2 separate regions of the Homo sapiens genome follow, and region 2 is linked to region 1. A link is a loop called in an ENCODE intact Hi-C map of the cell type or tissue named here. Cell type or tissue: chondrocyte. All regions are shown on one strand.

Region 1 (8,000 bases):
AAGTCATTAACTCACCATATACTTCAAGAAAAACCCAGTGCTCCAAGGGCTTTAGTCAAGAAGCCCTATGAATAAGCCTTTGGCCATGAGGAAATTGAAGGGCAATAAGTCGTCCCAAAATTTAAAAAAGAAAAATCGAACATAAGATAGGGATATTATTAAACACACACACACACACACACACACACACACACACACACACACACACAGAGAGAAATCAAACTCTTCTTTTTCAAGGATGCCTCTTCACACTAACAACGACAGAAGTGTACACTTAAACATCCTTTCTATTAAGAGGACAAATTCTAAAAATTTGTTATCAATAAAATTACAAACTTTAAGATGTTTCTTCAACTCTCAGTGCTGAGTAACTCAAATGGCAACTTGAGATTTCCCCCCATCCCAGATGTTGAGAAGGTACATAAATAATAGCAATGCACATTTTTAAATAGTAAAAAGTTGGAGTTTGTTGCTGGGTTTTGTTGGTTTGTTCAGTCTGTTTGGTTTCTGGTTGATCTTTTGTTGTTTGTTTCCTTGACTGGCAAAAAAAAGAAAAAAAAGAAAAAAAGAAAAAGAAAAGGCAGTTCTCCTGACACACCAAAGAAATATTTAATAAAGGACATAGAATAAAGCCAGTGAAATGCAATACTAATTCCATTTCATATTTGCAGAGAGACGTGGAAAACTTGTTAATTTCAAAGTCAAGAAGCATCCATCCCCTTAGCTTTCAAGCATACCCTTTCACAGGGGCAGGGAGTTAAGTATTACATACACTGCACATAAAAATTGTAGGTGTAATTTTATTCCGTGTTAACATTATTAGCATTGCCACTGTCAACAGCAAAATTAATTTTTAAAAAGGTTCATTTCCAAAGAATGTCTTTTTACTAATCTGTTATACGATTATTCAAAGATTTCACCATCATATTAACATTCTTCCTCTCAATATTCTTGCCCCAAGACAAAAGCTTAGCTTTCTCCAGAAACGTTTGCCCCCTGGGTGAATTATTCACTTTTGATTTGCTAGCAGAACTGCATTTGTCTCCCAAATGTCTTAATCGTGTCGGAAATCTCGAATAAAATAAAGTAACGACACATCTTCAGTCATTTCATATAACACACTCCTGTGTTTTTAAAAGCTGTCAACCTCCAAAGATAGCTTAAAAAAAAACCGTTTAGGTAGACTTTAGAGAAAGGCCCTTTCAAAAAACCAACAGCAAAAGGAAAAAAAAAAAAATCCCCACAATCTAGCCAAAGGGTCCGAATGTGACTTTCTCGCGAAGCAGCACACGATGTTGGACAGCAAAGCTGTTACTTGGCAAGGTGGAACTCGGCCGAGAGCGGCTCCAAAGTCGCGTGGCCAGTGCCAGGAATTCAGATTTTGGCAACCGCACCTTGTGCGTCCCCGAAACCGACGGACAGAGACACACGGAGGGAGGGGAAGGAGGAGAAGAGCGCAAGGAAAAGAGGCCGACAAGCCGGCAGAGAAACCCACCGAAGGCCGGACGACCCACCCCGGAGACGTGTCCAGACCGCACCGTTTCGCAGGAGGAACAAGGAAATCGCCCGGCTTAGCAACGTAGATAAGCAGCAGGGCTCCGCGAGACTGCGGGCGAGGAGGAAAGAAGGCTGGGGGCGGGGGGCGCCCGTAGAAACGGTGCCCCGGCAGGAAACTGTCCGAAGTGACAAACTTTCACATCGCCCAGACTTTTTTTCCTTTTAAAGTGAGGAGTTCTCTTACCTTTAGATTTCTATGGCCTCAACTCAGCAATAATAGGCATTCACAGAAGAATCAAAATAAACAAAATAAAATAATCAGCAGCCCCCAACGCTCCTGCACGAAAATCCTTTCAAACGATCCCGAGCAACATTTAGAGATGTTTAAAAATAATAATAATAATTTTTTAAAAGCCTCGCGTCTCGATTTCCAAATGGGTCTCTGACAACTTTGTCCGTCTCTAGGATCTGCTCTCCAGGACCACGCGTTTCGGATTTATTGTCCGCCAACAGTGTATTTTTAATACAAGAAATGAAGTCTTCTTTCGTCTGGGTGACCCGGGTTTGGTGTGTTTTGGCTTTTTCCCCCTTCCTAAATGAGCTCGGAGCTATTCCTTCTGGTTCACATCACCTCCCTCTTTTCTCACTTTCTCTTGCTCTTATCAGCCCGATGTGTAATGAAAGTTATCTGAAACCCACTAAAACTTCTACTTCTCCTTCCCAGTTCCAATGGGGGAAAACAAGCAGGAGGAGGAGAGTTTGAAAAGGTGGGGGGCCTGGGGAGGCGAGGGGAGCTCTATCCCCCTTTCAGATCCTCCGCAGCGCCTTCGCGGGTCCTGGACCCTCACGGGATCGTCCCCTTTCGCAACTCCAAGCTCAGCCGCCGGGTTTCTATTTCATGAACTGTCTCTTTAAAGAGGATCTGCTCGGCCATCCAGAAAGAACCCGGGGCGAGGGAGAAAGGGAGCTATCTCCCGCCGCCCAGAGTGATCTGATCGGAAGCCAGACGGGCTCCTCTTTTAAATTTTTAAAGTGACAGCAGCCTCCTCTGGCGGGAGAGGTCACAAAAAGGTCGCCAAGACCCAAGTCCTATAGGGACAGACTGATTATGGATGCACCATCCCCCTTAAACATGTAGATTTCTCCGGGTAAACAACCAATGGGGAGATCTCGCCAGGCAGGATTTCTTTCCCCAGGGAAATAGCCTCCGTTTCGATGTCTTGAAAGCACAAGTGTGGTGTGTGTGTGTGTGTGTGCGCGCGAGTGTGTGTGTGCATGTGTGTGTGTGAGAGAGAGAGAGATGGGGGATGGGAGGGATGGGGAAGGGTAGAGAAGTGCTTTCAGGGGTGTGAGGGTGTGTGCACCGAGGCAGGAGGGGGCGGGGGTAGGGGGGAGAGGTAGTGCTGGAGTGGGGAGGATAAAGCTTAGGGTATAGGGACGCTAGTTCAGACTAAATATAAATAGTTTAGAAATTCTCAGAAAACAGCAACCTCAAGAGTGAAAAGTTGACATGTACATTTCCAGTTTTCTGCTAAGCATTAAAAAAAATTTTTTTAATTGAAACTCATACTCTAATTTATTCCCTTCATTCTTGTAGCTAGGTCAGAGGAAGGGCGTGCAAAATTTTCAAACCATATTTTTCTTTAAAGATATTTTAAAATCTGAAAAATTATTGGCATATAACCCGCCCAAACAGCATATTATGGGTTTAGAGAGATTGATGACTGTCTGGTGAGTCTTTGCCATTTTCTTTGATACATTAATTAAAACACCTTGAACGCCAAAACGTGCAATAAGCAATTTGACGACTCAGATTATTTTTGAACGTTTAACATCATAAATGCTGCTTTTAGTAATCGGTACTATCCTATGTTTAATAACTTTCTAATATACCTTGGGTACATTTAAACCAATACATTGTAGAAAAGACATTGGAAGAAAGAATACAGGGGATACATAGCAAAACAAAAGGGTCTACAGATTTATTCATGGCCAACTTTGTAAGATTTAGTAAATCCCACTGGCTAAATGGAAGTAAACGCGTTTTTATCACAAAACTCCATTCATAAAAACAAATGGACAAAATCCAACTCCCCAGCTCAACAATGGAAAGTTAAGCAAAGTAAGCGAGTCTAGGGACACTTGCGGGGGAGAGGTGGGGCAAGAGGGGCTGGAAAGTGTGCTGACGGTTAAACTTTAGCTGCAAACGGGATAACACAAGTGCCACCCACTTTTTGTTTTCTCCAAGTGCAAATAAACGTGTAAATCCAGTAGAACTATATTTTCCCAAAATATTGATTTAAAAACAAAAATAGTAGCAAAAGGGAGGGATTGGGGGAGAGAAAATGACAAGAGGTGGTGACTAATTTGTTTCGGTGGCCTGTTATCTGTGACATTGAACTGTTATTTCAGATAATGGCCATTGTTTGAGAGAAAATCGCACAGCAGTGGTAGGTAGGACAGGAAAAATCCTTTGTAAATAACCTAAAACCCGGTCAGATATTCCCGTAGAGTTGGGCGCTTGAGAACCTTTAAGAGCTCCTGGTTCGTGGCCATTGATTTCCTGCCCTCCCTCAACTTGCCCATTGTCGGAGCTTTCTTTTTTTTTTTTTTTTTTTTAATTTAGCCATAAATTGGACCGGCTCGAGCTATGAGCTGTTCTATTTTCTTCCTGTCAGGATGAGGGATTTGTTTTATGATGCATTGTGTATTAAATACAAGTAATCTGGGGAACCGATTGCTTCAGACAGTGCGGCCTGATCAGGGGGTCTGGGAGCTCAGCGCCCCAACCCTGCGGCCCCCACCTCCTTGCCCTTTACAAAACTGCTTTCAAAACGAGGAAACGTCGGTAGGAAAACAAAAGGTCGTCTGGAATCATTGGCAGGTCCTGGCTAAATTAGGATTTCGTGGAAAGGGCCTCCGAGTTTTTTCCCCTATATTGGCTTCGGGTGGGGGGAGGCGGAGCGACTTTCAAGGTCTGGATACTTGCAGGTACGGCAGGACGCCGGTAGATGGCATTGCGCTCCGAAATAAAGCGCAGCGCCGGCGGCTCCAGCCACCCAGGTGAACCCGCCTCTGCCCGCCAGGCGCCGGCAACACAGCTCTGCCTTCCGCCTCGCCCGCCGTTCCGCGTCCTTCCGAGCTACGAGAGGAAGGCACACTGCAGTCCAGGCATGTAGACATCAGCCTGAGAGAAGGCTATTCCTACGTCTGAGCTTCTCTTCCCCAAATACAACCAAGAGTGAACGCTTACCCTCCGAGACCTTGGAAGATGTACCTAGAAGAATGGAGAATTCATTGCATCATCATTATTATTATATTAATATCATCATTATCGTCATCATCAGTCTTGTTCTCCACTGAATAAATTGTGAAAAAGACTAAAGGAAATCATCAGAAGGACCTGGGCAAAGGAAGCTAACAAAACACTAAATCTTAATCTCTCTTTCTCTCTCTCTGTGTGTGTGTGTGTGTGTGTGTGTGTGTGTGTGTGTGTGTGTCTGTCTGTCTGTCTGTCTGTCTGTCTCTCCCTCCCCTCTCCCCCACCCCATCCCACTCCCTTTCTCCTTTAGGTATATAACAATAACTTCATGTAAAGGCAGAGTCATCTCACTTTTTCTTCACACAACTTAAAGTTTAAAGATAGGGTTCTGAAATCCCACAGTAGTTAGACTGGCCTTGTTTCTCATGAAAGGGTCTTCTTGCTATTTAAATAAGAATTATTTAGAAGACCTGATCCATCTTCCCCAATAAGTGAATGAAACAGGAAAGAAGGTTAGAGGAAAAGGATTTTGCAAGGGGCTTGCTTCTTCCCCTGTTAGCTTGCTTTCCATCAGAAGGTTTCTAAAACAATAAATAAATACAAGGAGCCAAATACCATCACCAATTCCCTTTATTCCTTGGGATTTCTGGTGAAATCTGTTTACAGTAGTTCCCAGTTACAAATTAATCTGCAAAAGCCGCTGTCTGCTCAGCAGTAATCAGTAACATGCGTGTTCTGCAGTGTTTAGCACTGCCCTTGAAATGGGCTATTAAAAATAATGGTTTTACTGTAATCTCAAACCAGCTTTAATTTGCAAACATGTATCAGGACAGATGATCTAAATATTAAGGGGATGGAGTAGGAGAACAAACTAAAACAAATGTATAGCTTCGGGGAAAGAAAAAAATGGAATGATTCATCAGTGATGTTTAAAAAGAGAACCAGATTTTAAAAACATTTTTCCAGAAGGAATGATTATTTTTTCTTTCTTGATCTGTTAATTGTTGTTTACCAGGAAAAGGGCATTGGAAAAATATGAGGGTTGAGTGTGGGCTGATAGATTTTCTAGGAGTTGTAAAGATCCCCCTTTGGCTGATGGCAGGGCTGGGGTGGGAGAGGTTAATGTGTTTTCTTCCTGGTTTGAAAAGGGCATAAACCCTCCTCAGGCCCCTTCCTTCCTTCCCCAGCTGTGTGGATTGCAGAATCTTTAAAAAGCCCAAAGATTTCCAATAAGGCCACTGGCTCTGCCTTCATTGTGTAACTGTTTATTTAAAATAAGTCAATATATTAGTTAAAGCAGTAAGAAGTTAGTGCTCCAGTATTCAAGTGATTCCCACAAGACTGTAAACTGATGCCTCTTTTAAGCCTTAAACTTCATGGTCGTCCCAGAAGTAAAAGTTCTGCTAATGGAGACCCTATGGGCATGGTACATTCCAGCACATCATTAAAGGAAAGAAAAGCAGTCCAGCCAAAGCCAGATGAAATGACTGCACTGTCCACTTTTAATAGGCTTCCTGTGGACAAACAGCACTGTAACACTCTGCAGAGGACAATATTTAAAAACAAGACAACTTGCTGGCAGTTTTCAATACCGTAAAGTTAATAAAGTATGTTCCCATTCACCCTGACATTATGTTTTTAGTTTATAGAGGAAGGCACTTTATAACCTCAGTCTAAATTCCCTTAATTCTGCAGCTTTGGGTTTCTTGAGGTGGCTAAATATACACTAAACTCCAAGCCTAACATCTTTGTTTTAACTCTATTTTTTTGTAGCTTTTCAAGAACGTACATGTGCATTTTTACATTTCTCAAGTGGAGTTTTATTCATGGAGATTCTGTTAAATCCTGTTTCATACAGTTCATGTCAAGAAGCATGAAATAATCTGAGAAATTGACATTTGGCTGAACAATAAGTGCCTGCTAATTAAATTAGCTTCGTGTATAGATATTGATGTGTGTTTAAAAAGAAAATCAATGCTTCCTTTTCCATGTCAGAATAGGATTTTGTAAAATCTTACCTAACCTAACTGACACAAAGATAAGAAATAATGTAAGTATGTCTTTTAGGACTCAAGAGACTTCCCACTGATTCATATATAAATATTTCTCCCAATTTGTCTTTCTCCTACTCCTCTAAATTCTCTACCACCCACAATTTCTTTTCCCAAATCTTTTTATTTAATAGAGTAAACTTTGTAATGAAGCATGACCTTTAGGCAAGATAAACTAGATCAGAAAGCCATGAAATCTAAGGTGATATTCTGTTTAATTTTAATAATTTCTGTTTTTTAATTTAATAAGTATTTTGCAAGCTTTGTTCTCTAAGCATGAATGTGAATTCTGTGATGCTTTGATCAGACAGATCCAGTGAAACAGTCCAGCACAATACAAATTTACCAACAAAAATGCTGTGACTGTCCGTAGCCCCACACACATATCACAACTGCACTGAAGAGAGATTACTGGTGACTCTTGGTGGACTCTGCCTTTTTTTATTTTTTTTAAATTATTATTTTTTTTATCTATTGGGGTGTGCTGTTAGAAAAGAGGAAATTAAAGATAAAACAAATTTAAATAAAAAATTTCCCTTGGTCTGGAAATGGGCCCGACTGAAAGCATGTTAATCTCCACCTCAGTAATTTGGTTCTCCAGGAGAAGACAGAAGCCCTGCTGCTGTGCCCTGCACTTCATAAATCACATCTTTATGTGGACAAGGTCAGGGCACCTAACAGCTCAGACATGGGCCTTTGCAGTGGCTCGAGGATTCAGGCATGTTTACTCTCCTATTCGGCTCTCCGAGGAGTAGTCCAGCACGCTTCTAATTACTTTTGATTATTTTCATTTGCTGGGGTCAGTCTGGCTTGCCAGGACTGCTGGAGGGTTGATTTCCTACAAATCTTGATGTCTTTGTAGGACGGCACTGTGTGCGTTCAGAATTAGCACCCCGTTATTGTCCCTACAGCATGGGATCCTTCATAAATAGACATGGTGATAACAAAAGTTTCCCCAGTGAACCATTACCTACTTCCTTTCTTATTAATTAACTATACAAGCATAATCACCTAGCTGATCTTTCTCCAAAATGCCAAAGATTTTAACAGTTTAATATTTTATAGTATATTTGGCCAGAATGAGAGCAGATTTCTTTTTTGCTTCTATTTTAAAATATATTTAGTAACAACTAGCAGCTCTTTGGAAACTAAGATGAAGTACTTTGCTGAAACAACCGCTCTGGTGAATA
Region 2 (8,000 bases), 610 kb after region 1:
TAGGAGGGGAGATACAAACCAGAGTAAAGGAAAAATATGGGAAAAGTTGCCTCATTTCCACCTAGTGATGGTGGAACCCTTGGAACCCTCTTCACATCCCATAACGACTGACAGAATGGACACTGAAAAACAGGCCCACCCCTCAGGCAGAACCACTGGAAGAAATACCCTAACCCCTATACGTGAAGGATTAGCACTACTATTTTCAGAATATTATTAAAATTTAATTTTGAAACTTCTCTTTAGTGATATTCCCAGAAACCTATAACAGATACCACCAGTGTAAACTCCTCTCAAATACATTTATTTTGGGTAGGCCTCAAACTGGTAGGATGGTCCAAACCCTCACCCTTCTAGAGAAAGCACTCAGGAATGCTTAAATTTGCCTAGGCCAAAGGTCGCAAATTAATAGCCTATAATAGACCAGATTTTATCTCAAAACGTTTTTTTATTGGTGCATTGCAATGACTTCAGCTATCAACAACCTAAGCTAGGAGGTCCCCAGGCCATCCTTACATCTGACAAGCTGCCTACAAATTTAGGGGTTCCCACTACCCCTTCAAGTTTCATAATTCAGTAGAATGACTTAGAGAACTCAGGAAAGTGTTATTTCGGTTTTATTACAGTTTTATCATAGCAAAAGGATGTTTATTATAGTTATTATTATGGTTTTATTATAGCAAAAGGATTCAAATCAAAACCAGCCAAAGGGAGAGACACATAGAGTGAGGTCTGGGAGGGTCCCAGAAAGAAGGTTCCATTGTCCCTCTCCTCATGTCCTCAGGGACACATTTTCCTCCTAGCACACTGAGTACTGCCAACCACGGACGTTCATCCAAGCTTCAGTGTGTCCAGAGTTTTTATTGGGGCTTCATTACAGGCATGATTGGATGAATCACTAGTCATAAGGCTCAGACATGTGGCTCCAAGTCTCTCAAGAGGTCGGGCTAGTATCATGGGGCCCAAAGCCCCAACACTCTAATCACATGGCTGACCAACCCCCAGTCATGAGTCATCTCGTTAGTGTAAACTATTGGGTCTAGTCCAAGAGGCCTACCAAGAAAAGACACTCCCACCATTCTTGGTGAATTCCAAGGGTTTAGAGGCTACTTCCCAGGGTTCAGGAACAAAAGCCATCCAAATTCTTTACCATGCACTTATATAATATTTAAATTTTATTTCAATTTAGCTACCAACATTCTATAATCAGTGGTGTTGACATAAAAATCTGAATTTTTGTCTTCTCTTGCAATACTGACAATTTTAGGCTCAATTTCTGTAAGATTGCTGCCTCCTTAAAAAGGGAAGCTCATTCTCCCTACCATCTCTATAGTCTCCATTTTCTTATTCCCAGTGTGATTCACTTCTTTGTTTCCTTTCTGTCCACTGCAGACATTTAAATTTGCATATCCTGGGCTAATTCTTGGGTATTTTCGCTGTTTTTACTTCCATCACATATTATTACCTTAAAAGAATGAACATGAAGGAATGACAGTTACCTTTTGTCACTTCATTCTCATCTTATTTAAAACCACTCCTCCCTTACACTTTGTATGACGGTGGGTGCATGTGTACACACGCTTGTGCCTGTGCCATCTATTTGTCTCTTAAGTCTCGAGCCAGGCTAACATGGAATTTTTGACTGCAGAACCAGGACAAGCTGAATTAAAACTCAATGTCATCCTCAGAGTCAAAACCCATAACCAACTCCAGACCTTACAAAGGAAGCCCCTCATTCTGAAGGACAAAAGAAAAAGCATGTTTCTCAGTATTTTTAAAGCTAATGCTTCCTTCATACGCATAAAATTCTCACATCCTTCATGTGAAATACAACCTAAGTAACAAAATAAAGAGAACAAGTATCGTCATTTGCAAACTTCATATACCCTTTCTCTCACTATACCCCTTTGAGAATCACTGGTTTAAATAATATAAAAGGCATGAAACAAGCCCTAAGTACCTCAGGAACCATGTGGACATCTGTAGTCTCTCTCAGATACAGCTGTCACATAGACCTTGAAGTACAGTCAACCCTCAATATTCATAGATTCTGTATTTGTGGATTCACCTAGTCACCGAAATTGTTTATAATCTCAAAAGCAATACCTGCAGTGCTTTCATAGTCATTCATGGGCATGTGCAGAGCCCTGAAAAGTTTGATTTCCCCAACACATAGGTTCTCTTTTGCCTTTGTAGTCCAAAAAGGACACTATAAACAAGTGTCCTATTTCTGGTCTATTTAATGGCAAGTTTTTCACATTTGTATGCTTTTAGTTGGTGACTGTGCTGTTTAAAATGACCCCCAATCATAGTGCTTAAGTGCTGTCTAGCGTTCCTAAGCACAAGAAAGCTGTGATGTGTCTTACAGAAAAAAAATACTTGTGTTAGCCTTCATTCAGGCTTAAGTGATAGTGTTGTTGAATATGAGTTCAGTGCTAATGAATCAACAACATACTTTAGGATGTCTTTAACAGAAACACACACAAGATTATGTATCGATTCTTTGACAAAAATGTTGTGACCGAATGTTCCCAGGAACCTAATCCCGTAATTCCTCTGGGAGCAATGGTTCAGTATTCACTAATCCAGTGTTCACAGAGGCTTCACAGAATGTAACTACTGCAAATAACTAGAATCAACTGTACTTGTAAAAAAGTGAAACACACACAGCACAAAATCACATCGAAGAGTATTAGGGCGGGAGTGGATGTGGGGTGGAAACCAAGGTTACAACCATTAAGGAGGTTATTTTATTTTAAACCAGAAAGTGACGATGGAGTTAATGCTAACCATCTGCCCCAGGTTAACCAACAAAGACTTAGGGTGCAATACAGTGAACAGAACACTGGACTAGAACTTGGGAAGCCTAGCTTCTGGTCACAACTCTGCAAAAAAATTAACTTAGGCAAGTAAATAACTTAGGCAAGTAACTAAAACCCCTCTCCGCAGCAGTTTCTTCATCTGCTAGAGTCACTCAAATCGGTGGCAGTAAGAAGTCACTTTTGCAATAATTATTATGTACAGAAAGTTTTCACATAAATTATCTCACTGGATGACCTGTATGGTCATCCAGGATGACTGGCCGTCTTTACTCTAGAATTATATAACTTAATCATTTTACCAAAAAGAAACAATATATTTAATGTTTATAATACTAAGAATTGTCCTTTGGACTGTTTGTAATAGACATGTCAGAGGGACGACTTCAAATATGAGCTAGAAAACAACTATGGACTTATTTTTAAATTGAATGTATTAAATCACTGTTTTCTTTTTAAAAATGAAAGAAAAACATTCCCAGTCTGTGGCCATTCTTGCTTCACGGCCCTGCACCACCACAAATGTTGTAAATGTGGAGAAGCAAAAGTACCACTAGATGGAGTAAGAACAAAAGACATGCACTTGTCTGTAGTTCAAGGAGTCCCCGCCCTTGCAAAAGGGATCTTAGTCCCCGCACGGTGGCTCACGCCTGTAATCCCAGCACTTTGGGAGGCAGAAGCGGGCGGATCACCTGAGGTCAGGAGTTCGAGGCCAGCCTGCCCAACTTTACTGAAAATACAAAAAAATCAGCCGGGTATGGTGGTGTGTGCCTGTAAACCCAGCTACTTGGGAGGCTGAGAGAAAATCGCTAGAAACCGAGGAGGCAGAGGTTGCAGTGAGCCAAGATGGGGACACTGCACTCCAGCTCTGGGTGACAGAGTGGGACTCCGTCTCAAAAGAAAGAGAAGAAAAAGCGATCTTAGATCACCTTGAGTAAACTGAGGCTTACTGAAGCTGAGCTACTTCCTCAAGACTCTAGACAAGTTCTTGGCAAAATCATTCCTTACTTTTCCACAAAACCATGCTGATAGGAAAAATATTTTTCCTTATTTAGAGAACATTACCAGCAACAGTGGACTCTAGAGGTTTTTTTACATTTCTTAATTCTAATAGTGCTAAGAAATGTATCTGCTAGACAATTCCAGGGGACCTACTTAGGTAATAGGTTAAAAAGCTACAAATATACATGTTCATAAATTTACTGACATGGTCTTGACTTCTGACTTTCAATCATCAGGATTCAGGCTATCACCCTAAAGGTGGGCCTTTATATACACACCCCTGGCTGCTCTCTCTCTTGGCAACTACCCCCAGATGATCCTAAGGAATTGAAGGTATGGATTTGGGACGGAATTACCTTGTCGTGATAAGTGGGCAGAATGGCCTGTTTGTTTCTTTCAACCTAGTGGGCCATTAGCTTATTTTCTTAAAGGAAATCAGAGCCAATTCTTGTGGGAGACTGCCGGCTGGGAGGGTTGGGGGTGGGGGGTGTGGAATAAATTTCTTTTCCGTCTTTCATTATGCCTAGTGTTCCGTTATTGGAACGCTAAGCTTGTGGGGGTTATATCCTACTGCTCAAGGTCATCGCCAAGGTCTAATTTTTCAAAAAAGAAACTTCTAACCTCTGGCATAAACCGATGACCATTAAAGGAACACAATTTCCAATGTTCATTTAGATCTTCTAATTAAATATTCATTAAATGTTAAATGATCTCTCAAAAAAAAATGACTGTTCTCCCACACCCCGTTGAGGGGACTGGTCGAGATCTACCTTGGGAGAAGCAAAAACCTCAACAAAATCTGCAGAGCAGGAACTAAGTTGTAATACAACCATAAAAGGCAACAAAAAGCGGAAGACGGGAGAACCCACGCAGGAACGGCTCCAGGCAACCCCGGCTCACTGCCCATTCATTTTGGCCGACTTTGGAGGTGCCTTCACGTCTCCTGCCAATTTGCAGCACACTGGCCCAGTCAGTCAGGTTTGGGGGTTCACAAGCCCCCATTGCCGGCGAGGGGTGACGGATGCGCACGATCGGCGTTCCCCCCACCAACAGGAAAGCGAACTGCATGTGTGAGCCGAGTCCTGGGTGCACGTCCCACAGCTCAGGGAATCGCGCCGCGCGCGGGGACTCGCTCCGTTCCTCTTCCTGCGGCCTGAAAGGCCTGAACCTCGCCCTCGCCCCCGAGAGACCCGCGGCTGACAGAGCCCAACTCTTCGCGGTGGCAGTGGGTGCCTCCGGAGAAGCCCCGGGCCGACCGCGGCCTCCAGGCGGGGTTCGGGGGCTGGGCAGGCGACCCGCCGCAGGTCCCCGGGAGGGGCGAACGGGCCAGCAGCTGACATTTTTTGTTTGCTCTAGAATGAACGGTGGAAGGCGGCAGGCCGAGGCTTTTCCGCCCGCTGAAAGTCAGCGAGAAAAACAGCGCGCGGGGAGCAAAAGCACGGCGCCTACGCCCTTCTCAGTTAGGGTTAGACAAAAAATGGCCACCACCCCTCCCAGGCCCACCCTCCGCAACCCGGTGCGCTGCCGGGCGAGTCGGCTTATAAAGGGAGCGGCCGCCGACCGCACGGATTGGCCAAGCTGACTCTCGCGGCTCTCGTGAGAGTCACTCTCTCGGGCGGGCTGGTTGGGGGGAACGGGAAATTAAAGTTCCATTTCCGGCCATGAGGAAGGACGTTGCCCTTCCGCACGTCCGGGAAAGGCTTTGCGTCTTTACTTCCGACCTTCTTTAAAGGTGAAACTAACTTGAGGTATCAGAGGGCCTTTTTTCTATCCTCTGCAGACCAGACGCGGTTCACCTCGACTACCTTAAAAATGGAATTCACAGGAAGATTTTAGGGCCTAAGACACAGAACACTAATTCCTAGTTTTGATCATCACATTTTTTGGAGAACTTTGTGAAAATAGATTCCCAGGCAGCACTGACTACAGCAGAATCTTGTCTCGGCTCAGTGGGATGCGTCCGAGTTCCTACCCTGCCCCCTTCTCCTTAGAATGCCTTCTCCAGCCTCTCCTTGAGCAGAGGATGGCTTTAATCAAGTGTAACTACTACATTATTAATCTTAAGGACTGAATCTCCCTTTTATTAGGAAAGAAAGGCGTTTCAATCATTGACTTTGCTTTAAAGTAGTGCTGTGTCTTGATGAGGTAAAAAGAGGGGAGTAATCCACCATAAATTGTAACGATTTTTTTTTTTGAGACGGAGTCTTGCTCTTTCGCCCAGGCTGGATGGAGTCTAGTGGCGTGATCTCGGCTCACTGCAACCTCTGCCTCCCGGGTTCAAGCGATTCTCGTGTCTCAGCCTCCTGAGTAGCTGGGATTACAGGCGCCTGCCACCACGCCCAGCTAGTTTTTGTGTTTTTAGTAGAGACGGGGGTTTCACCATGTTGCCCAGGCTGGTCTCGAACGCCAGGGCTCAAGTGATCCACCCGCTTCGGCCTCCCAAAGTGCTGGGATTACAGGTATGAGCCACCGCACCCGGCCGCGAATTTTTATAATGGCCAGTATAGTGCAGTTTTACATATAAATGACAGGATGATCTTAAAAGTTTTACTCGTATTCAGTTAGATAAACTCCGTGGAGTTGTCGCTGTCGGTCCTCGATCTGAAAGAAAAGTAAAATATCTCCCTCTCCATCTCTCTCCCTCCTTCTCTCTCTCCCATCCCCTTTTTCTTTCATAGCATCTGCCAGGTTGTAAAGTTTTTTACGGACAGAATCTGACTCCTGTTTTTAGCACTATTGCACTTAGCACAGTACCTTACATAGAGTAGATGCTAAATGCTTTGAGTTATATGTCAACACTACCACCATTCTCTTAGCATCCCACATTATCTCAAACCCTTCTTTCCCCTTCATATCTAAGTAGGCACTAAATCTTGTCAGTTTTCATAATTTCTTTTTTTAAATTCCTATTGCTTATAATCTTGAGTACAAGACTTGGCACTTTATATGTGGACTAGTAACTTTCTAACTGATCACCAAATCTCCAGGGCCTTCCTCATTCAATTTATTCTCCAAACTATCACATTCATCATAACATAGTTTCCTTATGGCTCCTGCTTTTAAATCTTTAATTTCTCTCCTTTGCATATTGGATATTTAGCACTTTAAGCCTTTCAGTCCCTGGCCTTCACTTAACCTTGCTAGTCATAGCGCTTGTTCTGCTCTATATGAGCTCTTGACTTGAACAAAATCAGTCTAAACTTAGGCGTGGTGGTGCATACCTGTGGATTCAGTTACTTGGGAGGCTGAGGGCAGAGCCCAGGAGTTGGAGGCTGCAGTGAGCTATGATTGCACTACTGCACTCCAGCCTGGGACACAGGGCAAGACTCTGCCTCTAAAACTAAATAAATGAATAAATACATACATAAACAAAAATTTTAAAAACAAAATCAGTCTATTAAACATGCCCTGAATATGCTTTGTTCATTCTCATCTTTAGCAACTTGTTCATTTTAGTATGCTTGCCTGGATATCTGCGCTCCATCCCAATGCCACCCCTTCCATGATGGCATACCTCTGCTATGGAGTCTCGTTCCTCACCACAGCAACCTTCTTTCCCTAAACTTCAATAAGCTTAAATCTTATCACTCATTTGGCACATAGCATATTGTACCACAAATGCTCTCTTCCAAGGGAAATATAAGCTCACCAACGTCAAGTTATAGAAGAAACACTATGGGAAACATTATTTTAACTTGGTTCTACTCAATAGACATCTGTTCTTGAGCTTCACCATTATTATCCCCCAAACCCATTATAGAAATACAACAGAAATATTGGCATCCCAATAGGTGAAGTATTTTCTCTTCTCCCAGAAACATATAATATCCAAAGTTTTCTGTCACATATACTCAAAACATTTTCTTCCAACCATTTTATCTGTATTTCAGAAGCATCTTTGGTGTACTATGTTGGGTCCAACTTCTTTAAATTCTGCAGCAGTGATCCACATGTCCTGGAAGGCAGACAAGGATGCAAGAATAGAACCTCCCATCCACACTGATATTTTCCTTTCTGGAGGAGCTATAACTTGCACAGCGGTGTTGGCAGGAGCCACCTTTGCTATATCCTTAACTAACCGCTTGTCTAAACCAGGGAAAGAGGTTGATCCCCCGGCAAGGATAATATTGGAAAAGAAGGAATTCCTCAGGCCTGTATCACATTTCATTATGCTGCTGA

Evidence for each region. Hi-C counts contacts between places; a loop is a spot of excess contacts. Peaks named below come from ENCODE experiments on the same cell type or tissue, not always from the same donor. Only the 100,000 strongest peaks of a DNase experiment are listed, where the experiment ranks them.
Region 2: a loop joins it to region 1, with 2.6 times the contacts of the local background. A loop is called at or near these places in 17 of 110 quality-filtered maps.

Annotation. Positions count from the first base shown.
Region 1 is chr3:169,144,982-169,152,981 of GRCh38, forward strand. The region is part of intron 2 of MECOM (MDS1 and EVI1 complex locus); the gene reads right to left. Among named protein-coding and RNA genes, the nearest start is that of LINC01997, 150 kb to the left of the region's middle. RefSeq lists a silencer at 4,458-4,517. In chondrocyte, CTCF peaks have their summits at 1,844, 2,227 and 4,521 (motif pointing right); DNase peaks (open chromatin) are centred at 1,420 and 4,550.
Region 2 is chr3:169,759,725-169,767,724 of GRCh38, forward strand. It overlaps ACTRT3 (actin related protein T3), which reads right to left. Exons shown (of 2, transcript NM_032487.5): 2 at 7,197-8,000. The coding sequence ends at 7,708. It also overlaps TERC. Among named protein-coding and RNA genes, the nearest start is that of ACTRT3, 5.8 kb to the right of the region's middle. RefSeq lists enhancers at 4,717-4,806, 4,965-5,504, a silencer at 5,017-5,276 and promoters at 5,268-6,134, 5,268-5,772. In chondrocyte, CTCF peaks have their summits at 3,388 (motif pointing right) and 3,590; DNase peaks (open chromatin) are centred at 4,907 and 5,358.